Linked DNA regions of Mus musculus: all the other regions are linked to region 1. A link is a loop called in an ENCODE intact Hi-C map of the cell type or tissue named here. Cell type or tissue: heart. All regions are shown on one strand.

The links. Peaks named below come from ENCODE experiments on the same cell type or tissue, not always from the same donor. Only the 100,000 strongest peaks of a DNase experiment are listed, where the experiment ranks them.
Region 2: a loop joins it to region 1, with 3 times the contacts of the local background. A loop is called at or near these places in 2 of 42 quality-filtered maps.
Region 3: a loop joins it to region 1, with 5 times the contacts of the local background. A loop is called at or near these places in 18 of 42 quality-filtered maps.

What each region holds. Positions count from the first base shown.
Region 1 is chr8:124,226,980-124,234,979 of GRCm38, reverse strand. Galnt2 (polypeptide N-acetylgalactosaminyltransferase 2) reads right to left here and starts at 3,586. Exons shown (of 16, transcript NM_139272.2): 1 at 3,331-3,586. The coding sequence starts at 3,453. In heart, a CTCF peak has its summit at 3,280; DNase peaks (open chromatin) are centred at 3,089, 3,669 and 4,899; H3K4me3 peaks cover 2,896 bases; H3K27ac peaks cover 2,682 bases.
Region 2 is chr8:124,017,402-124,025,401 of GRCm38, reverse strand. Taf5l (TATA-box binding protein associated factor 5 like) reads left to right here and starts at 4,005. Exons shown (of 5, transcript NM_133966.3): 1 at 4,005-4,213. Urb2 (URB2 ribosome biogenesis 2 homolog (S. cerevisiae)) reads right to left here and starts at 3,905. Exons shown (of 10, transcript NM_001368414.1): 1 at 3,876-3,905; 2 at 1,804-1,942; 3 at 170-346. The coding sequence starts at 1,929. It overlaps Mir1967 (microRNA 1967), which reads right to left and starts at 2,761; the gene lies at 2,680-2,761. In heart, a CTCF peak has its summit at 4,823; a DNase peak (open chromatin) is centred at 3,971; H3K4me3 peaks cover 3,164 bases; H3K27ac peaks cover 2,650 bases.
Region 3 is chr8:124,342,362-124,350,361 of GRCm38, reverse strand. It overlaps Galnt2 (polypeptide N-acetylgalactosaminyltransferase 2), which reads right to left. Exons shown (of 16, transcript NM_139272.2): 16 at 4,640-7,059. The coding sequence ends at 6,904. Among named protein-coding and RNA genes, the nearest start is that of Pgbd5, 88 kb to the left of the region's middle. In heart, CTCF peaks have their summits at 409 (motif pointing right) and 3,013 (motif pointing right); DNase peaks (open chromatin) are centred at 451 and 3,051.

The DNA.
Region 1 (8,000 bases):
CTGAGCAAAAGAAAGCGAGATGTCCCCGGCACCACTGGGGCCACCGTGCTATCACCGTCCACTTGTACGCCTAACTTTCTACTCAAGGTGGTAGTGGTCCCCTCCAAATCAGCCATATGAACAAGTGAGCCAGTCAGCTTGCCATGGGAAGCCCTCTACAGGACAGCATAGGCCCGAGTCCCTTCTCTGCTTTTAGAACCTACTGTTCTCCCAATGAGTGTCCCCCACAAAAGGTTTCTCTGTAGTTCCAAGAGAAGCCCCTCCCCAATGCTTCCTGCCTAACCCCCAAACACCTGCACCTGAGGCCCAGAGTGAGTGCAGCAGAGGTGCCAGCTCCCAGGAAGAGCAGTACCTCAAACTCTTAGGCAGTCCATGAAGGGGCCCTCAGTCTCTCGGCTGAGCTCACTGCTGGGAACCCTTCCTGTGGCTTCCCTTCAGCCAGAGGCAGCTTCCTTTCAACAGAAATCCCTTCCCTCCTATGCAGCGCCATCCACTGCCAGCATACCAGGGCCCCAGGGAAACTTAACGTGATTAAAATTTTAAAGCATTTAAGATGCTCAAAGGAAAGGCATTCTTGAAGTGCATATCATCATCTAGGGAGGCAAGAGTAAATATGGCAGGGGGAGATACCTATACAAATGAAATGCAATTTTAAACATCATGCATAAATTGCTTTAACGTGGAGCCTCTGCCCTGCGGAATCACAGCATCGAGTCCGGGCTTTCCAGCAAATGCTGACAGCTGGTTTTCAGCTCCTTAGTTTATTCAGTCTGTAGTCTGAGGTGAGCTGACTTCCTGGGTTTTGCTAAATGGAGAACAGCAGTTCTCAGACTTGTTGTTTAGCAGGCAGGGCACACAGTGCACAGCCTGGCCTGGCTGCTGAAGCAGCAGAAATCCTAACAGGATGCCCTCAGACAATCCCCAAAGCACAACCCTGAAGCCTGGGGCCCCTTGGGAATGAAACAGCAGAGCATGAAGAACTATCTAAAGATGGAACAAGAGCCCGCTGTGATCAGCACCAAACACAGAAGAAATGCCATCTACTTATCGCTAAAAAAAAAAAATCTACAGGCTCTCAGTAAAGCTGCTCTTCTTATCCTCACAGTCATGTTGTACACGCTAAAGGAATCGCACATTTTCTCTTATCAAGGGGATGAGCTAAATGTGGAGAGTCGTCTAGTGTTTAAACCCACTAAGGGATCCAAGATGGCACTCCACAGTTTGGCGGCATCCTCTGTCTCTCTCTCAGGATCCACCTTGCTACCTCAATGGGAGCACTACTGAAATTTCAAAATCTGCAGTTTTCTTTTTTAAGATTTATTTATTTACTATATGTAAGTACACTGTAGCTGTCTTCAGACACACCAGAAGAGGGCATCCAGTCTTGTTACAGATGGTTGTGGGATTTGGTTGCTGGGATTTGGACTCAGGACCTTCGGAAGAGCAGTCGGTGCTCTTACCTGCTGAGCCATCTCACCAGCCCCAAATCTGCAGTTTTCACAGCACTCCCTTGCCCTGCAGATCACTAAACCATGATACCCTGAGCCAGGACAACATTTTATGGCTCACTGACAACAGAACCCCAGGTCATTGATCTGCTCTTTCTATAGGGTCTCCATCGGATCACAAAGAGGTCTTGGGCTTTCTTCACACCTAAAGCTAATACCTCTTAGGCATCCAGAGAACTTTAATGAGGAGACAAGCCAACTGCTTGCCAACAGACACCCCCAGAGGTAGGGTGACATCCCTGGGAGGCTGATGCCACAGGTGCCTTTCTACATACATACCTGTGCTGATCCAGGACTTCATCTTTGTGTGACTAGGAAAAAGCATTGTCAGCAGCCAGGGTATTCCCAAGGCGAGGGAAGTCTCCTGGGGAAGCAAAGTCCGTACACACCACACTTGCTCAGAGTCACCATGGTTCTCAAAAACCTGGCTGCTGCCACCAGCCACGCTTGCTAGACTTAAACCCTAGCAAGCAGGGGCTCCCAGCACAACAACCATTCAGAAAGCAGGGCTAATGAGAGTCAGTGTCCACCCCACACAAGCCAGGCACAGGGAAACACTGTTTCCATGTTCGTTACTGAAAATAAAAAACGAATCATGAACCCCTCCCAGAGTCAAAAAGACACTTCCACCTTCCTCCCTCCCTTCCTTCCTCCCTCCGTACCTGCAGCTAGGAATAACTTGAAGATGCCAGAGAAAAAGGGAATCAGCCATGTGCCTTTGACATTCAGTGTCTGAGTAGGGGTAAAGTCGGCGGCTGCTCATGGGCAGTCCATCCTACTCAAGATTCTACCCCCTATCTCCCTAAGCCGCGATCTACCTCCATTCTTTTCTGGTCGTGTACTGTTACTCAAAATCAAGTAAGGAGGGCTACAAATCTTTGGAAAAGATAACTATATTTCGAAGCTCGTTAGCTAGTAAAACACCACAAACCCCTCAGGAGAGAATACAACAGCCTAGACAGCACCAACCAAGGCAAGGATCCCACGCTCGCTCGGTGTCCACTCGGTACCCAAGCCGAGATGACTGCCGAATCAGAACCTGTAAGCTCTAAGACTCCCGGCCTCACTACCGAACCCACCAGAGACACACACCGAGGAGGGACTTGGGGTTAGGAAATGCGGACTTGGGGTTAGGAAATGCAAGCGCAAAAGGCTAGGTAGTTCCCGCCGCCGTGAGCGGCCAAGGGCCGAGGTGGGCAGTGTAGCAAGTAGAACGGGAGGTCTGACAGAACCACGGTACGACCTCACTGCCGGGGTGCTGGATGGGGAGGATAGGGAGGGATCACGCCTCTGATCACTGGAGCACCAGGGTTCCAGCCCGACCAAGGTCCCCAAGATCTGGGCGCAAGACGAGAGGGTCGCGGGTTCCAGTTGGGCGGAATGTGGCTCGGGGAGCACCGGGTTTCGGGTGACAACGATCCCCAAGATCCCGGAGCAGGGAGTGGGGCTCCGGGGTGATCTGGGCGGAGTACGGAGCAGGGGGCAGGGAGTCCGGCGGAAGGGTTGTCCCTATGATCCCGGCACAGGGAGTGGAGCGCAGTGTCGCCAGCGAGATAACAGCCTCCAAGATCCTGGCGCAGGGCGGTACGTGGCTCCGGGTGCCCGCGCCCCGCATGCGGGAGGCAAGTCGCTGCACCCAGAGCCGCGGGTGAGCCGGACAGGGCCGGAGCTCGCGCCGCTGGCCTGAGGGCCCGGAGAAAACTTGAGGCGCGCGTCCCGGCCAGGGTCCCCACATCTGCTGCCCCGAGCCGGGGAGCACTCTCGGTGCACGGCGCCTCCCCGCTGCAGGCCCGGGTCGGCGCACAGGCCTCGCGGCACTCACCTTCCTGCCGGCGCCGCCCCCGCCCGCGGCCAGCGCGGAGCCGCCCCCCGAGTACATGTAGTAGGCGATGCCCAGGACCCAGAGCAGCGCGAAGCACAGCAGCATCCGCGAGCGCCGCCGCATCCTCGCTCTGGGCGGCCGCCGGGCAGCCTGGCGGCGCGGCGGGCGGAGCGCGCGGCGGGCGGAGCTCGGGGCGGCGGCGCGGGAAGACGCGGCGCTCGGCGGGCGGCGCTCGGCGCTCGGCGCTCGGCGCCCGGCAGGAAGCGGCGGCCCAGCGGCGGGGTCAGGGAGCAAAGGGCGACCAATCGACGCTGAGGGGCGGGCGCGGGGGCGGAGCCGAGTCTCCATGGCAGCGGCGCCCCGCCCACTGCGCGCCCCCGGGAGTGGCAGGTGGAGGCAGCGGGCGCGGACGCGCGGTTCCCCAAAGACTTGGAATGGGCCAGTCTGCAGAGATCGCCCCGGCCCGCCATCCGTCACATTCACTATTTGGGCAATAGTGGGTTCTTGGGTTTTTATTTTTTATTTGTGCTTTCTCTTTTTTAATATAAGGTCTCATCCTATAATCCAGACTGACCTCGAACTCACCATCCAGCCCATGCTGGCCTCAATCTCGCAGCACTCCTTTTGCATCAGACTTCTGAGTCCTGGGATAACAGGAATGCACTGCCCTGTGGTCTGAACAAGACTAAGACAGGGAAGGTAGATTTCAAGGCGCTTGCTTGTAAGGATGACCCTTCCTGCTCTTAAAAGCAAAATGGAATGGTGGTGGTTTTAAATAAACGTGAAAAAGAGGGGAGATAGATGGTAATTTATGTTTTTAAATCTTTTCGGTTTTTTATTGGTTGCTTTCTTGAAGGAATGAGGTGAGCATAGTAACCCACTTAATAGAGCAGGCAGCAGCGAGTTCCCTGACAGCAGCTCTGGTGACTGTAACCTTGTCCATGACCTTGTGACTCTAAGTCCCTGTGTCTGGAAAAGAATTTCCAGTACTTGAGAGCCTGCAAATATTTCTGAGATCTGCCCACACTGCAGGAGGAAGGAACTCCCTGGGCGGCAGTCTGCCCAATCCTGAACAAAGAGCACCGCAAGCCTTGGGCTACCAGGATTCTGAGCCTCACCTGAACTTCAGACTTCTCAGAAGTGAGAAGGGAAAGCCTCTTAGTTCCACCAGACACCCCATTCCTGAAGACACCCCATTCCTGAAGACATCCCATTCCACCAGGCACCCCATTCCACCAGGCACCCCATTCTGCAAACACCCTTCACAGAAGACAGGTTTCTCATACCCTAAGAAGTTCCGTTCCAAGTACTAGAATCCGAGCACTGTACTGACCAGGGAAGAGATTTGTAAAATACTGAAGAGATGACAGGCTTGAAAACACCCAAGAGTCTTGGGGACAGTCAGATAAGTGGGAACAACTGTTGCCCCTCAGAGGCCTGGGAGTGAAGGGAAAGAAGAGGAAGCAGGACAAACCCCAAAGAGCAGGAAAGAGACAAGCAAGTGGCCCCTCCCCCAGCATAGCATCAGCATCAGTATCTGTTGAAAACTGCAGAGGACAGAAGAGAAAGTCCCCACCCGGAGCCCTGCCTCCAAATGCTTCCTATCTGAGAAGTCAAAGGACAGCAAAACTGCTACTACAAAAGCAAAACAGAAAGTTAGTCATATTGCTGAGTGTGGAAGAGGAATCCTAACATTTCATCTGATTATGCTCCCCAACACACACATGCACACACACAGGCACGAGCACACACACACACACACACATTGACTGATGGTGGTTGTGTCACCTGTAATCTCAGCATTCGGGAGGTTGAGCCAGGAAGATTGCTAAATGAGAGACAGAGAGACAGAAACAGAGAGACAGAGACAGAGAGACAGAGAGAGACAGAAAAAGACAGAGATAGAGACAGAAGAACAAGGAGGAGGAGGAGGAGGAGGAGGAAGAAGAAGAAGAAGAAGAAGAAGAAGAAGAAGAAGAAGAAGAAGAAGAAGAAGAAGAAGAGGAAGAAGAAGAAGAAGAAGAAGAAGGGGAAGAAGGGGAAGAAGGGGAAGAAGAAGAGGAAGGGGAGGGGGAGGGAGGGGGGAAGAAGAAATAATAATTATAGTCTGGAGCGATGGCTCAGCAGTTGAAGTACTTGCATGTGAGGACCAGGAGTTAGAACCCCAGGAACCCACCTAAAATGTGGGCAGGCTTGGTAGCCTACCGTGATACTGTGCATGGGAGGTAGAGGCAGGTAGTCTCCAGGGCAAGCTGACTAGCTCAACAAGCTGAGAACCAGCAAGCTTTGGTGTAAGTAAGAGACTCGTTTCAGTACATAAGGTAAAGAGCTGTCAAAGGCCACACCACAGGTCAACCTCTGGCCTCCACACATACACGTATGCATGTATGCCATGTCCCCACCCAACAGGAACATGTAAGCTCTGGCCTTTGTGTGCATGTATGAATACATGCACAATCAAACATGCATATACACATGTGCACACTATACACACATCACATACAAAAAGGGAAGGATGGGGAGAAAAGAAAAAGGTCAGGAAGGAGGGAGGGAGGAGATTGGAGATGAGAAAAAATAAGTTAAAAGCTTCAGATATAAGTTGTTGAGAGCCAGGGAAGAGGAGCCAAGTCCATTGAATTGGAATCCCTGAGAAGGAAACTTTAAAAGTAAAACAAAGTTTGATATTAAGATGTTAAGATCTGAGCTGGTGGTGGCACACACCTTTAATGTCAACAAGCAGGAGGCAGAGGCAGGTAATCTCTAGATTCAAGGCCAACCTGGTCTATTGAGAGAGTTCCAGGACAGCCAGGGCTACACAGAGAAAGAAACCTTGTCTCAAAATAACACTATCATCCTCCGCACACACACCCCAAAACGTTCACCTCTGCTGGGATGTAACTCAGGGCTAAGTTCTTACCTACCATGAGCAAGACTCCGGATTTGAGCCCAACATCATCACCCTCTGAAAGTACTTTCCAGTTTAGTAGGCATCTTTCAACAATTTTCATCTGCAAAGTACTCCAGGAGTAAAGGAAATTTCAACACTACACATCAAAGGTGAATCCCATGCACCTTGGGGAAAATGGTGTGGAATAGCCAAGACATACCTTAGCGCTTGTATTAGATACCTCTTACTTAAACCAGCCGAAGGCCTCAGTGCCTCAGTAGCTAACGTGTTTGCTATGCCAGTGTAAAGAGCTGAGTTCAGATCCCCAGGAAGTCTGACAAGGCAGTGCATGACTGGACTCACAGCTGTTCCTCTCATGAGGCGGGAGATGGAGATAGGAGAATTCCCAGAAGGTTGCAGGCCAGCTAGCAACAAAGAAACCAAATCTCCAGCAGGGTGGAAAGTGTGAGCCCACACAGGAAATAATCCTCTAATCTTCACATGCATGCCATGACACACACACTTACACATACACATATCACACCACACACACACACACACACACACTGTTATAATTCAAAGGCAAGGAAGACATAAAGATGCAGCAGGCAGGATCACACTTCCTAAGAGAAATGCAAAAAAGTAAGGCAGCAAGAAAATGCATTTACACAGTGTTCAAGGCAAGAATGCCAGCCAAGGACCCCACAATTGGCCTCCAGGCCAATAAACAAGTATGGACTAAGTGTAAAAGTTTGGAAGCCCCACACTGTAATTTTTTTCAAATCCTACTTTTAATGATGGTTCTTAAATGCTTTAACATCCCTTGTAGCCCACCACCAACCAGAGGTAGTGGGGAAGAAAGGCTATGGGAGAAGTGGGACCTGTTTACAAAGGTTCTTTGGAGTAACTCCTGTCTGTGTTGTCTGGAAATCGGCAGTTCAGTTCACAAGTCAGCAGCAGCAGCTTGATCCACTAGCAAACACTTCATGGATACACCAGCAGTCTAGTTTCGTAGAGTCAGGATAGCAAACAGGAATCAGTAACCGTGGCACAACCTAGCAGAGACAGCCAGGCCTCAGCCTCTGCACAAGTCAGCAGGAGGGATCAGGTGGAACACTAGGAGAAGTTCTTGGCTGTGCTCTCTAAGGGAAGGAAAGATCAGAGAAGACTCGAGACCCACAAGTGTTGCACAGCTAGCTCTATAAGCAAGCCTAGCTCAGCCCCCGTCACTGTCCGTTGAGTCCCATTTACACCCTCCAAACACCCCGTGTCCTCCTTGTGCTTGCTCAGCATATATGAAGTTCCATCTCAGCACTGTATAAGCCATGCGTGGGGACACATATCTTCAACACCTAGAACTCTGGGGACAGGAGGATCGCTGGGGCTTACTGGCTGCCAGCCTCACTCCAGGTTTAGTGAGAGACCCTGTCTCAAGGAAGTAAGTCAGAGAGTGACAGAGCAGAACACTAGATGTCCTCTGGTGGACACATGTGCATATACCACACACACACACACACACACACACACACACACACACACACACCTTTAAAAAGTGATTGAACTGGTCAGATTTGACTCTGTTTATCTTACGAAAATAGAGATGTCCACACATGGCAAATTGAAGGAAATTTTATGTCCATATATGTAAGTTAAGGAAAGATATTCCTGGTATGTAAAAAACTTAAACACTAAGGGGGGGGATCTCTAAGAAATGGGCCAAACTATAAACAATTCCCAGTAACACTCCAAAAAGAGCCCGTAAGTGTGTGTAAAGATGTTAAGT
Region 2 (8,000 bases), 210 kb after region 1:
GTTTTAAAAAAAAAAAAAAATTGGGGGGTGGGGGGGATACTATTACAACTTCCTTCTTTTCCCTGCAATTTCCCACATATTCACATAATTTTCTAAAACTTGGCAGTAACAAGAAACGAACCAAGACGCACATAGCACAGGTCAACAGAAGAGACCGTGACTCACTTACCTTGACAAGGGAGAGCTGGAGATTTACAGTCTTCCCATCCTTAAGGAGGTTCTGCAATTTCTTACTATGTAGAATGTTATCTACATAGATCCAGAGCCTTTCAACAATATCTTCCTGCAGTTCAAGCTTTTTCTTATAAAATGCAACCAATGACTGCCTTGCCCAATCAAGTAAAACCTGGATTTATAGAAAGCATTTATAGAAAACATATTCTGTAAATGAAGTTCTTACATGAAAGATTTTCACCCAATCATGACCAAATTCTACTGCATGAAAAACAAAAACGATTTCCTGTTAAAAGTGTATCTGCAGTATCAGTTACCACTGAGGTTGAAGCACTCACTGCAGGAGCAGCACTTCAGTCTACAAGTTCAAGATGAGACTGAGCAACACAGCAAGATCCTATCTGAAACCGATAGGCTGAATATGATTACACACGCTATTAATATCACTACTTGGAAGCTGAGGCCAAAAGGTCTCAATTCAATGGCAGCATGACAGGTATAGTGAAAGTATTTTTTTTAATCCTCACTTGTGTTAACATTATAATAATGTTTTGAAATCTTGAAATGTTTATTAAGGAAAAACAATGATGTCTTCATCTGGCCTCAAAGAAAAGTTTCAATAAAATTAACATTATTCAATGGTCTTTTCTAAGAGAAACACATAAATATCCACAATGTCCACAGAAGCAATCATATATGCAAATCAAATGGCAATGAGGGATAATTAAAGAAAAAAAGGAATGAGAATCAGAACATTCGGACATGTGTGCTCATTTTCCCAAGACAAGTAACTTCTAAGTCTCCCTCATTCAGGAAACACAGCCAAGGGGAACGGATGCACAAGTGTCTATGGGAGAAAAGGGCTTTGGACACATGCAGTTTCCATTCCTGTAACAGTGTTTTCTCAAGCACAATACACTGAGAAAAGGTGATGCTTCAGCTCGCAGAGCTGTGTGTATGAGTCTTCTGTGTGTGCCATATGTGTGAGATCGTGAAGATGGTGGTGGTGATGCTGACGATAAGAAAGCCAGGGCCTCAGGTGTGCTGGACAAACACTGGACTGAGTTGCCCTTGCTCACTTCTACTCTGCAGCACTGTCCGTAGGTGTGACAGACGAGCTGGGCTCTCGCTCAAGCCTACCAGGATTACCCTTTTGTTTCATGTTGTGCAGCGCTGACCAAGGAACTGCCTAGCTGTCAAGATGACTCAAACACGTAGTAGGTGTGGACACTGACAGGTAAGCTAACTGTTCTGCAAACCACACCTCGTCACTTCTCTCACAATTATAATACAGTCTGATACCAGCACTGGATGGAGGCCAGCCCTATTCCATGAGCTTGTCATCCTACCACAGCTGCACTGCCTACTTTTTAGCCACAGCAACTTAAGAAATCCCAATAGAACATCATAACTGGTACCTACCTGCTTCTAGCTTGCCCTCAGACTAGCACTTTCCAACTTCTCAACTTCCCGCCTAGCAATCCAAAAGCCCCACTGCTTCTTCACTGACAGTGACTGCAAATCAAGTTTTCTCCCCAACATGTCTTCTAATCTTTTAAATGTTAATATCCAAGCTGTACATGAAATTATTTTAGATCATAAAACGTACAAGTTCTACGTTAAACTTACTTGTTCTTTATTTGGTAGAAAGCACTGATGGGAAATCCAAGCAAAGTGAGCTAATTTTAGTTTATCTTCCCAGGAAGTTGTCTTGCTTTTAAGTTTAAAGGAAATACCAGAATAAACAGCAGCCATTGCTACACGTCTTCTACAATTAAAAAAGGAAAATAGTATTATAATAAGGCCTAACTGAACAGACACCAGAAAATGGACAGTATCTTTTAAAAAGAAAATTTTTTATGTATATGTGCCTGAGTATATGCACTCAGGAGTCCAAGAAGGTCAAAGAGGGCATTAGAGTCTTGGAGACTAGAGTACAGATAGTCATGAGTTAGGCGCCATGGAGGTACTGGGAACTGAGCCCAGGTCCTCTCTGAGAGCAGCTGTACTCCTAACTTTGAGCCACCTCTCCAACCCCTCCCTATATACCTTATTGGGTACAATTAGGAAGCAGAGGCCAGCCTAGGATACATGGTAAGATGTTGTGTCAAATATATAGTTAATTTGAAACTGGCTTTCATCAAAAGCAGGTAGACAATAGATTATAAGTACTCCTGCTGTGATCACACTTAGAGAATACAGGAATTCAATAAGGAGAAATCAAAGTGTGTAAATCACTCACAGGATGACAGTCACCATTCATGATTTAAGATCGAAAGAGATGGTTTAGCACAGCTTCAAAACTGTGTTGTGTAACAGGAGTAGCACTATTAAATAAGCAAAAAAGCAAGCAATACAGTACTTGAAGAAAATAATGCTTCTTGAAGTGAAAAAGAAATTAGGTGATGTGGCTGAGGAAACGGCTCAGCAGTAAAGAACACTTGTGACTCCTGTAGAGAGCCCGAGTCCAGTTCCTAGCACCCACAACGATCTGTAAGTCAATTTCCAGGGAATTCTGCATCTTCTCCCCAGGATCCTCATGAATGTCAGACAAAAGGAGCAAAGAGAGAAAGAAACAGAATTCAGGCATTAATTTCAATAAAAATGCTCTTACTTCTACTGTAACAGTAACTCGTCACACACAGCTACAGTAGACAAAAACCATATACAATCTTTAAAATCCCAAGTAACAAAGGAAAGGATACATTAACAACCTACACTTGCTATGAAACCCAGCTAAACCTTTTGAGTTTTTAAAAGTCATAAAGTTTGTTTCCATTATGGTAAACAACTTAGCTTAAACCCTGACAGAACATTCACCACGCTGCTGTGTTGAGGCAAGAGACTGTGCACTTTGGAAAGCTTACTACAGGCCTTCAGAACTGAGAGGCCTCCCTTCCTGTCCTCGCCCTCTGACTACCTCGGGAAGGGTTTAGGGCAGGGTTTTTCCACCTGCGGGTCACACGCCCACAAGATTGCAAACCAGGTATTTATTCACATTATGCTTCCAACAGTAGGAAAATTGCAATTATAATATAGCAACAAAATAACTTCATGGCGGGGGGGGGGGGGGCGTGTCACCACAACATGAACAAAGGGTTGCAGGATTAGGAAGGTTGAGAATCAATGTTCTAGGGGGCTGGAAAGATGACTCCGTGGTTAGGATTACTTACTGCTGTTCCAGAGAACCCAGGTTCGAGTCCCAATATCCCACATCTTGGCTCACAACCACCACTCCAGTTCTAGAGGAACGCCCCTCTTTTATCCTCTGCGGGTGTACATAAAACACCCATACAAATAAAAAGTTTGGTTTTGGTGGTGGTGGTGGTGGTGGTGGTGGTGGTGGTGGTGGTGGTGGAGGAGGAGGAGGAGGAGGAGGTGGTGGTTCTAGTTTATCATGATACCTTCAAATCCTACTACCTGGATCGGGGCTCCCTCGAGTCCGAGCTCCGTGTAGGAGATCGGGGTGCTCTCTAACGTGGGTCTCCCTCAGATCAAGGTTCTCTCAAGTGGAGCTCCTTCAGTTCGGGGTAAAGCAGTTCAGAACCTCAAGCAGGGTTCCATAGCGGGAACTCCCTCGGGCAGAGGCTCCTCCGATCCCGGCTCTCCAGCCGGTTCCCTCCTGTTAGGACTGGTGTCCGCATCCGCCAAACTGGCGCCTCGGCGCAGAGGAAACCCAAACTCTCCAACCGTCCGCTCACCTGGGACCTCCACGGCGGCGAGCCACATGTGAGGGAGGCGCTTCCGGCAGACGTTGACGCCAACGGCTCGGGGCGGGGAGGGGCGTCACGCAGACATCGCTAGAGGAGCGCCGAGCGCGCCCTGGCCGCGGCGGCGTCGCGCGTCCGCGGCCTAGCCCGGCGTGCCCGCTCCGTCAGGCGGTCATGGGGCGGCCACCGAGAACCGCGAGCGCGGGAGGACGTAGGGCGCGGGGACCCGGCTAGCCGGTCGTCGTACGGAGTCCTACGGCGGGCAACCGATACGGAAGCAGCCGGTGCCGGGGCGGCGGCGGGGCAGCGGGAGCCGCCTGGGATGTTCAGTGAGTGCGGGCGGGGCGCGGGACAGGGCGGGGGGGGGGAGGGGACGCGGGGGAGGGGCCTCGGGCGGGAGAGCGCGCGCGCGCGCGCCCGCCCCTGCGCAGTCCCGGCCCTGCTCGCGCGCGCGCGGGTCCGAGCGACCCCGCACGTGGCGGCCCCGGCTGCACGCGCCCGGAGACCCCGCGGCCCCGCCGGGCGCCCTCGCGCGGAGCCAACTGCGAGCTCACGAGGGCGCTCGGCGGAAGTGGGCAGCGGACGGAGGGCTCGCGGCTGCCGCGGGGAGACGCGGCCCCGCGGACCTCGCAGGCGCTGTGGCTCCGGCGTCGAGAGGTGAGTTTTCCCCTTCGCCGGGACCGGCAGGTGGAGGATAGCCTCGGGGCTCTGCCGGGAGTCCCGTCCAGTCCGACCCGCCCTATTAGAAAGTGAAGTAGGAAGGGAGTCTGCCTTTCTCCAGGTTACAGACTTTTTGGCTGTAACCTGGGGCTGAGTGTCACGGATGGAGTTGGTGACCGCAGAGACTTAGAGTTGCAAGCCGTGTAGCAGGCGAGCTTGCTGCCTCGGTTTCTTCTCCTGTAAAATGGGAGGGTAATTTAAGCCCAGACTCTGCTGGTAGTGGTGGCGCACTCCGTAATCCCCACACTCTGTAGGCTGAGGCAGAAAGATTGCTGCGAATTGTTGGCCATCCTGGTGTACGAAGTGAGTTCTGCACCAGTCTAAACCACAGAGTGAGACTTGGTCTAAATACACGTGCATACACACACACATACACATATGAGAGCCTTGTTTTATGAACTATAAAGCGAATATTAAATCAGAAAACCCAAAATGTCAGTTTGTGCCTTCAGTATTTGCCATCAGTAATAAATAAATTTGGTTCGTGTGTTTTGGGACAGTCTTCCAACTGTGAGATTTGTGTGTACTTCTGTCACTGAAGAGAGGCAAAAACCTCTTCTGACTACTTAGTAACTGGTTATTCTTTTTGTTACTCTGTCACAATCTATGAACAACATCTGGGGACAAAAGAAGGGGCTTTGCTTCTTTTCTGACTTGTTTTAGCTTGACCTTGTGTGACGCCAGCGCTGCTCATTGAACACTACTTGAAGTCACGGTTCCAGCCTTCCACGTAGCCAATCAGCATGTTAGCTGATTAACTTGCAGGCTCTCGTTGACATAAGCATCAGTGAGCGGTTGGCCCAGTGCTCCCCTGCAGTCCCGTATGGGATCAGTGGAGCATAGGGTGCAGGCTCAGACACTGTCCACGAGACTGCGTTCCCTCCCATTCAGGAACTGCGTGACTTTGGGCAAGTTGTCTGATAACTACAGGCTTCAGCGTCCCACCTGAAGCGTTTACCTGCCTAATAGAGTAAAAGCAGATAGTCTGTGGGAAGTACTTAAGATGGCGTCTTACTCAGCAGCGGAATGTTAAGTAAACATTAGGTATCAATGGTAGTGTAGGACTGGGATGGTGTTCCAGGCTCTGGGAGTAGAAGGGCAAAGACCAGGAAGCCATTTGAGGAAGAGATAGCCAGACAGAGAGAGCATCAAGGTTTGTTCACACCAGGTGAGCATTTGTAAGGGTGCCTCCTTAGGAGAGGGCTTGGCCAAAGCCTGCTAAAAGGTGAGGGAGCCTCAGTAAAGTGAAAATGGAAGTGGGTAAGCAGCATTCCAGCGAAACCTCGAAACCTCGAAACGACATGATGGGTTTTTTCACTGGGTTTCCTCCAGTGAAAGCAGTGAGTTTTAAACTGATGCATCACATTGGCTTTTTGGGAGGAAGGCCTGGAATGGAGTGGGGCTGGGTCGCAGTAGAGAGGCATCCCTGCTTCTGTACAGCTTCTAGCTTAGTACAGAAATTTTTAATCTGAATTTCAAAGCTAAGAGAACATTAAAACAAAACATGAAGGTACAGGTCGTTCTAGACAGTATTTCCTAAAAACCATGTTTTGGTGTGTGTCATGTACCAGGTTACAAAGCAGGTTTCTCTGAGAAGTCTCTCTGTGATTGGAGAATGTTATCCCATGTTGTGGTCTCTGCTCCAAGGCAGCCTTAGTTGTTGCTCCAACACCAAGATGGTCTTCAAGAGGGCATGCCAGGCTGGAGCAAGCCACTGGTGCTGGGTTGGAGCTTTTATTCAGTCTCACCAAATCAGTTATATAAACAAAACAACAAGAATTAATGTTCACTGAGGAGTACTGGGATCATGTCTCAGAGAACACTGTACAGATCGCACATAAAATACAAACTAATGTGGAAATGGAGGCTTGTTCTTGTTGACCTACTGCAACCGGCCATGACAAGGGGATGGAGATGGAAAGTTCAAGGTCAGGCTGGCTAGGAACAGAATTTAGGTTATCATGGACTACATAGCAAAAACTCTGACTGGGGGGAAAAACAACAAAAAAATACTGTAAGGGGTGAATGAAAATGAGCTCATCAATAGCTTGGACTGAGACTTGCAGCAGAGAGAGTAGATCGGGATTTGGAAAGGATGAAGTGCTGTGAGGACTGAGGGTAGCTTGGTGGTAGAGAGCTCGCCTGCATGGGAAGAAGGCCTTAGGCTTAATCCCTGTTGCCCACCCCCACTTCCACCTCTCTCCAAAAAACCTGTGTTGTCTGTGGTGACCTAGTAGGAAGACAAAATGCTTTGGAAAGTCAGTTATATGTCCATTTGGACTTCTTTTGATCCATGGTCTCCTGTTATCCACGGCTGGCCTGGGACTTACATGCAACTTTCCTGTCTGGTCTCCTAAGTGCTCGGGTTAAAAATGTGCCACAATACCCAGACCAAAAAATAGAATTTGATAATCTATAGTGGTTTAATGGACACTGGTTTTAAGATGTGTATAAATAGTTGGAGCACAATTGTACCACATTTGGTATTTATACTGCTATGCATGTCAGTGAACTTTTATATACGTAGTGTTTTGAATGGTGATGGCCCCCATAGACTAACTTGTGGTTTGTGAGTGTTTTTTTGTTATGTTGTTTACATTGCCTTGGCTGTACTGGGGCTCAACTATGTACACCAGGGTTGCCCGGCTCCTGGTGTGTGAAAGTGTGCATCGCAAGATGAACCATACCCAGCCAGCATGGCGCTTATGTTTGGTCCCTTGATGAAATTGTTTGGGAAAGGATTAGGAAATGTTGCCTTTTTGGAGAAAATGTATCACTGAGGTGTTTAAGGCTTTGAGGTTTCAAAAGTCCATGCCAGGTCTAATCTCTCATCCTCCAAAATGTGGATAAGCTGTAGCTTTCAGCTACTGCTCCAGTGCCATGCCTTGCTTGTCTGCTCCTCACCGTGATACTCATGGACTTACCCTCTGAAATAGTAAGCAAGCCCCCAATGAAGTGCTTGCTTTTGTCTGGTGATGGTGGTGACACTGGCAGCAATGACAGTGGTGCCCACCTTTAATCCCAGCACTCAGGAAGCAGAGGCAGGTGAATCTGTGAGTTCAAGGCCGGCCTGGTCTACAAAGAAAATTCCAGCACAGCCAGGGCTACACAGAGAAACCCTATTTCAACACATCCCTCCTCCCTACAAATACTTTTATAAGTTGCCTTGGTGATGGTTTCTCTTCATTAGCAATAGAAAAGTAACCAAGAAAATATAGACCCTCTTCTCTCCTGTGCTATGAAAACAGTAGTAAAGTAGAAATAAGATGCTTGTGGCTTTCGTATTTCTAGAAATCACAAAAGATCAAAAGCCTAAAATAAGTCCAAGCAGAAACTAGACAGCACTCAAACTTTTAAATCAGAATATAGTTCATGCTACCTGTCCCTTCAGAAGCC
Region 3 (8,000 bases), 120 kb before region 1:
TAACCTTGGTGTCTGTACCAGGTGCTAATAGGACAGTGCGGTCTCTGCAATCCGGTCTGATTCTGAGCGGGCTCAGGGAAGCTGGTATGTGGTGGGGAATTCCTTTATGATCCCATGCAGCCAAGCACAATATCTGAAGATCTTGAGAAGGAGTCACTGAGGCCTCTAAGGACATTAGAGTATAGGGTACCTAAGAATCCAAGGCTATTGCCCTGGAATGGGTGGACTGAACTGGGCCTGGGAGAGGGGCAGGTTTAGGTGCTGTGTCTAACCTCAAAAGTGTCAGGGTAACAACACAGCAACAGATCTGACAGCCTGATCTTACCTGGATCCCATGATCTTCTAAACCTAGGTTTTTTTGCCTTTCTTTCCTGGGAAATGTCCCTACCTCTGGGTGAGGCTGTTCCCGGTCTGGCCAGCAGAGGGCAGCAGAACCTCAAATTAGCACAAAACAGACCAAATAGTGTTGTGGACTGGGGAGTGTGGGCAGCTGGAATTATAGAAGACACAGCCCCACGTGAGACCAGCAACAACACGGTCACTGGGACTAACTGGGTGACCTGGCGGGGATGGGAAAGGAAAGGAGCTGCAGAGCCCCACAGTCCTTCACCTGGTCACCGTGTCTAGGTTTGTGAGGCACTGGGACACTTGAGGGGTCCGTGATGCTACAACCGTATTTTCCAGTAGAGGATAAGCTCACAGTGTGCCGAAGGACAACTGAATCTTAGAGACGGGGAGAGGTGGTAGGTTGTCATGCCGCCCTCCCCCCCCACCCCACCCCCGATCTGATGGGAGCCTACAGTGGAGAAGAGTAGCAAGTGTAACCTTGGGACTGGACAAGCTGAGCCACCATCACAGGGACACTGGATGAGGCCAAGGACCTCACCTGGACCTGGGCTGTGCACAGCCCAAATCTCAGCCCTCCAGTTTACAGCGGAGATTGGCAATGACGCAGGCTAGTGGCTCAGCTATGAGAAGGAGGAGGTCAGGTCTAGTCACACCCAAAGCCCACCATTTTCCCTAGCACCTTATTACGTCCCAAGCCAGACAACTTGGCTCTCTTGAAAAACTCTATCTAGCCCCACAGTTCTTCCTGCCATGGAGAAATGGCTTAGCATCCATGACTGACTTACAGGAATTCAGCCGAGCAGGTAAGGGGCTGTGCCTCCTGACTCCTGGACAGCCCCACCTCTACTCCCACCAGGGCACTGAAGGTCCCCGAGAGGCAGATGAGAATAGCTACAGTCTGCAAGGTTGTCCAATTTGCTGAAGAGCATATTCAATGTCTCCAGTGGGAAGTTCATGAGTTCACAGTCCTGTCTTTGCTCCTTGGAGGACCACTAGGTGTAACACAGGGTCACAATGCCCTCCTCACTCACCTCTCCCACAATGCCCCTCTTGCAAGTGAGCACAGGGTTCCCATTTTGGACTGGCCTAAGGGGCGGATCTAGTGTGCAAGGGGTGGGTCTAGTGAGCAAGGAGTAGTTTAGTGTGCAAGGGGTGGTTCTAGTTTACAAGGAGTTGTTTAGTGTGCAAGGAGCAGGTCTAGGGTGCAAGGGGCAGGTCTAGTGTCAAAGGGTGGTTCTAGTGTGTAAGGGGTGGCTCTAATATGCAAGGGGCAGGTCTAGTGTACAAGGGGCAGTATAGAGTACAAGGGGTGTGCCTAGTGTGCAAGGGGTGGGTCTAGTTTACAAAGAGTGGTTTAGTGTGCATGGGGCAGGTCTAGTGTGCAAGGGGTGATTCTAGTGTACAAGGGGCGGGTCTAGTGTGCAAGGAGTGGGTCTGGTGTGCAAGCCCAAACTGACTGAGGTTTCTTTAGGTCCTCGCTCTCCCCTCAGAATCCCCAAGCCTTCTCTGATGCTCTCCAGCTCTTGAGAACTGCCATGTGCTAGCTGCTACAAGGGGGCTGCTTGCCCTGGTCTCTCCTGGAGGACTGCCATCTTCTCACCACCTCTTGTCACACAGAGCACAACACTGAGCCCTCCCCTTGCCCCAGGACAGGCTCAGTCTCAGAGCTGGTGCCTCATGTGACCTATACAAGTCACCCAGGTTCATGGCTGGCTTGCTAGAGCTTGCCCAGTGCCAAATAGGGAAACACTTTATGGGTTGTGAAAATTAGAGGCAAAGTATTCTCCAGGGCTGGCCAGTCCTAACCAGTCCTAACATGGGAACTCCACATCCTTTTCTGTCCACCCACTCCTGCCTCTCAAGCTTTCCTTTGTTCGTGTGTGGCACCCTGGTGACATGTGATAACTCAGTATAAAGACTGGACTCTCTCCTCCTCCTCCATCTTCTTACTGGATCTGAGTGGAACTCAGGGTGTCAGCGTGTACCTGCCTTGTCCATAGCTGGAGTTAGGCCTAGGGTAGGTCTACCCCACTATCCCCAAACCCCCAGCCCTTGTACCCGCTACATAGGTACTGTAACACGGCCAAGGGTCACTCTCATACAGTCTCTTCTTTCTCCTGGGGTCTTGTTCTCTCTCTCACCCACCTCACTTTTGATACAGTTCCAAGGTGGAGAGATGACTTAGCTATAACCCAGGCCCCTCAGCCTGGTGCTCTAGGCTGTACCCGTGGGTGTTTTGAAACTCTCTGGTGTCAGGGATTCCTAACAGACCAATAGTTACACACAGGCAGCTTCTCTGATCGTGGAGATGGAGACGACCCGGGCTGTTTGCTCAGCCCATGTTCACAGGCCTGGAAACCAGGGGTTTCTGGAACCCAAGGGCCAGAGAACCTATGGCTCCTTTACCAATGCACAGGATGGAGAGAGTCCCAGCTCCTGAGAGGTCACATTCCTGTTCTATCAGAGTCACTGGATGGCTAAATGGTGCTATCATATGGAGGACGGTTGTTCCCACTTGATCTGTCGCTCTCCGGCCAGTTTCTGCTTGACACATCTAGCATCCTTGTACCCAGGCAAGAGACTATCTAAAATCAAGCCCCTCTCTGAAAGGCAGAGATGGGAAGTCACATTCTCTAATAGGGGGTGCTGAGATGCAGGTGTCCTACCAGCCACACGGGGGCGCTCATGAGGGCGCGCTGAGGCTCAGACTAGAACTCTCCCACCCACACCGACATACTTCTGAGAGCCTCCCTTCCTTTTCATGACCTTTTCCTGAAACTATTTTGTTCTATCATGACTGGAGCTTGCAGACAGCGTACGGTATGGTCTCTGTTTTTCTTTTTAAGAATCGGCTATTTTCATTCCACCCATTATTGCAGATTTCCATTCACTCTGCGTTCACTGCGGCTTTGGAATCACACACAGTAATGAGACCACGTGACGTTACCTAGTGTGCTGATAGTAAGCAGGTCACGGTGTTTACTATGACTGGTTTGTGGTCTGCTGCCATGTGTTTTTTATTTGAGTCCCTCCCGAGAACCCTGAGCAGGGTACCGGAGACACCAAAGGCAGGGGGAGGAAGGAGCTCAGTAGGCCAGCAGCTACCCTCTCAAAGCCATTATCACGGTCCCCATCCATCCTACAGAGGCTCAAACCCTTCCAACAGGAGGCTGTGTGGCTCTGCAAACAGTTCCTTTTCTAGCCCCTGGCAAGGACACACGAGGGTAGCCCAAACTCCTGAGACCCATATCCTGCCTCTAGACAAGGGGACTCCCGATCAGAGGTGACTGTCCTATGCCATGGTGGGACTTGGGAGTTTGTTCAGCACTGAGCTGAAATCCGGTCTCTTGGGTTTCTTGTTACGAGACAAGGAACACATACATCTGAACTACTTGTATAGGAGGCCTGATTCCAAGAGACCTCTCCGGCTCAAAGGTAACAAGGGGCCTTCTGGGATATCCTTTGGCAAGCCAAGGGCTCCTCCCATGATCTTCAGAGGCCTGTGCCTTTCTGGGCCTCACTGAAATGCCCAAGAGAAACCACCCATAGCTACCCCTTCACAAAGCTCCATGCAGCAGCTGCCTCTAAGTCTAACTCCCAGAGGGGCCTCCTGACCACCCATCCTGGAACCCTCCTCCTAGCTCCCAGGCTAGACCTTTTAGAAATGTAGTTTAGTCTCTTCAGATACCCCAAGGCTCTGGAACATTGCCAAGTTATAAGTTACTGCCTTTGTCTCTCAGACGATCACAGAGCCAAATTTTTGGTGTCTCACATAATGAAGTGAATGCAGTGTGGTGTGATGGCCAGTCCCTTAACTGTCATATCATGGTCAAACTGCAAGACAACCGGCTAGTGTTTATTTCCCTGGTCATGTATGTAGCCAGTCACATGAAGGTGTGGTAGAAGACATGTACGAGACCAGGATAGGTAGGGGAGCCCCAGATGGCTGCTGAGCAGGACTGTGCATTTTAAATACCGAGGTATAAGAAATTTGGTACCTAAAGAGTGTGGGCCAAGTGTTCAGGGCAGACTACAGGAAGCGGCTTGTGCAGGATCAGGGCAAGTTTAGGCAGAGCATTGCAGAGGCTGGCCAGGTGTCCAGCACAGCCCAATTGTTCCACGCTGCAAACAATTGTCACGATTACATCAGGTCCAGGATCCACAGCCTTAGAGATGTGTTTTAAGGGGGCGATGAGAAATAGAAGTGTGGGCAGAAGCAAGACCCAGGTTCCAGCCCTCTGCCTGGTGCCACCCACACCTGGTGGAGACCAAGACTGACAGCGGCGGAGGATTATCTATAAAGTATCTTCTCTTTATTTAAGTTAAACAATTTCAAGGATGGTTTCCATCTATAAAATGGACAAAGTACAAGCTCTGTACAGCAGTTTTTTGTTTTGTTTTTTTAAAAATCAACTGGAAAAAAAATTACCAAACTATATTTTGAATTTGCAAAACATACTCACAGACACCATCATTTTCAGCTTCACGGAGACTCAAGGACCACCACAGAAGACAGCCACCTTTGCCTGTGTGCGCCCAGGGCTCCTGGGAGTTTTTAGTTTTAAAAACAGGAGTTGGGAGGGTGGGATAGCCCAGATGACTACAAAGCAATACAAGCTCGGCGAGTCACTTTGGCACACTGTCATGTAAACATGGCTCACCGACGGGCCCTGCCCACACCCCCCTCTGCTCGGAGCTGGGTTGAGTTGGCACCCTGGTGGCCAGACAATCAGATGGTACAAAGGTTAAGAGGCCACAGGGTGGGGTGGGGTACACGTGTGGTTGGGACGCCCCATGTTGTCTCACATCTGTGGAGTCACTCTGATAGAAGCAGTGCAGGAGTGTCAGGGTTAGCAAAGGTCGTGGTGACCGGACTCCAGCAAACTCCTGCCTTGTCCTTGACAGCTTTGCACCTGTACCTGGGAGTGACAGTTCCCAGAGCCTACATTGGAAGGTGGACATTGTATGAACTTAATTAGACATGTGGGCACCCTGTCTGTTACAATGTCTCTTCTGTTGGTTGCTTGGCAGGGGTAGAAAGACAGAGGGTCAGCACCTGGCCAGGCCTTCGCAGAGGGTCCATGGTCATGGCGAATACACACATGGTGAGTACACACATGGAGCCCCTCAGGTAGAAGAAACCAGCTACCCCCCTTCTGGAGCAGGCGGGAGGCACAGCACTCACCTACAGGCCCTCTGACCACCTGGAACTCTGATTCCCGAGATCTCTGGGATACCCGAGATGAGCACGTATGATGCCTGCAGCCCACCAGGTGTCACTTCCCCACATCCAGGTCACCTCTGTGGCTAACACATGCCTAGGTCCTCAGTGGGAGTGCGCAGGCCTTGTGATCTGAACTCTACCCATAATTCCTGCAGTTGCCTGTGGATGTACCGGGGGTATTACCCACACCAGGGCTACGGGCACGTGGGGTCCACCCACAGGCTGAAGAGCTGCTCTTCTGTGCTCTGCCGGCAGCTTAGTACCAAAGACCCAACATACAGGGTCTCAAACCACTGTGAGCCTAGGGATAGTGGGTGACAGCTGTCCAGTGTCCCTGGTCTGTCACAAGGCAGTAGGGTCCTGCTGGCTCACATTAGTTAGAAGCTGTGGGGTTGAGTTTTCCTAAAGAAAAGAAATCTAATTTTAAAAGAAAACCCAAAGCAATACTTGCCAAAAGAGGTGACCTATTTAGTTTTACAGATGACAATGGGCACAAAGCAGACTTTCTAACCCAGCTGCGATCCCCTCGCTGAAGTTAAACATTGACGCTTGTGGGTGGGGCCAGTGGTTTGGGGATGCCCCTACTGGAGGAGCAGCGTGGGCCGGCTGGTGAGGCCCCAGAGATGCACCTTTGCTCTGGGCTGCGCTGCGTTGCAGGGTTCACAAGATGATGTCGGGGAAGCGTAGGGAACGGACCATGATTCTCTTTATCTCTATTTAGTGTCCACCAGAGGAAAGTTCACGTTCAAATACAGCAAGTATGTCAATGGAAGAGGGGACGTGGCTGGGAGGCCAGCTGAGCCCGGGTGCAGGGACAGACAAGGAAAGGCCAGCTTTGTGGAAATCATTTTTTTTTTTTTCCTTAGACAGGGCCTTGCCTGCCTCAGCCTCCTGAGTGATGGGATTACAGGCACTGGCCACCATGCCTGGTTCACACACACACACACGATTTTGAATAGGTAAAACAGAGTGGAGATTGGCGAGCTCTCACTGTGGGGGCGCCTGCCCCTGCTTCCTCTGTCTGAGATATAAACATGATTGCTGCTTGCCCACTTGTTCCGGCCAGTGCTGGGGTGTGAGCAGGAAGCAGAAAGAGGGAGGCAGAGGGCGCCAGCCTTGGGAGGGACCCTCTGTCCTGAGCCCCAGGGGCTCCTTTCCTCTTCTGCACTGCTGTCTGCCCCGCTCATGCCTCGATGAAGACTTGAGACTTAAGACTGTCAGACCGTGATGGAACACTGAGGTATATAGTTTTGCGGAAAGTTTCAGAAACGTAATTACGTGATCAACAAACTGGGCCGGTGTGCGGGTGGACGTTGGGCCCCGGGGGCCTCTTATTGCTGCAGGTTGAGTGAGAACTTCCACTGTTGTGACAGGGCCGGGCCACACACCTCCACACTCAGGCCTCCGCTCTTGGCAGTGCGGCTATCCAGGCACAGGTTGCTGCCCACGTGTCGCAGTTTGGAGTTGCCTTCGATCTGCTCCCACTTCTGCAACAGAGAGAGCACAGCGGGGGAGGTGTTGAGGGCAGCATAGGGTCTGCAGGCATACACCTGCTATTTCCATCCTCTTTCTCTTATATTTTGGATTGTGAGCCTAGTCTTTAACGGCTAAGCCATCTCTCCAGCCCTCCATCCTCTTTCTCTCTGCTCCTGAATCCCGGCTGCCCCTGTGCCCCATGCTTCACGTGTCACTCTTGGAGCACATGCCACCTCCATGATGTTCCTCCGAATGCTAGCACACTCGACCAACCGTAGCCAGCACAGAGGCCTAACAGCCTCAAGAAGTCTGAAGCACTCTGACCCTGCTGTTTAGCAAGTGATAGGAACATCCTAAACATTTATGCTTTCATTTTAAAATCACACGCACTTTCTTTCCCCACAGCTCCTCTCTCATCAACAAGGTCTGTGGCTCTAGTTATTGTTTTATACACGCAATAAGGTTCCTTGGAGTAAGTATTTCTGAAAAATTCCTGACACGGTGGAATGAGATTTTCTCACTCTTGCTCCCCTCCCCTTTTGACTGTGCAAATGCACACATACACGTGCCAGGAAGCACAATGTTCTCACTGGCCAGACAGTGCGGTGCCACAGAGACAGGCCAAGGAGCTGCCTCTCAGTGGCGGGCCAGGGGGCAGCAAAGCAGGACCCGCAGCATGAGGGAGACCTGCCACAAGCACGGGGATGGGGGTGTGTGTGAGTGGCTCTCTCAGCCCTCGGAGTATTTTCCACCTGCTCATCAGATGCCAACTGTGGAAGTCAGAAGCGGTCACCCTGAGAGAGGCTCTGCCAACCTGCACCGCCTGTCCCCGCTGCTGTCAGTTTTCTGGTGTCCCCTTCCTTGTCATGGAAAGCATGCCTAGAGTCTGACAAAGCGTGCGGAGAGAACATACTCCGACTCTGGCTCCTGGGGTGGGGGCTGTCTGTCATGT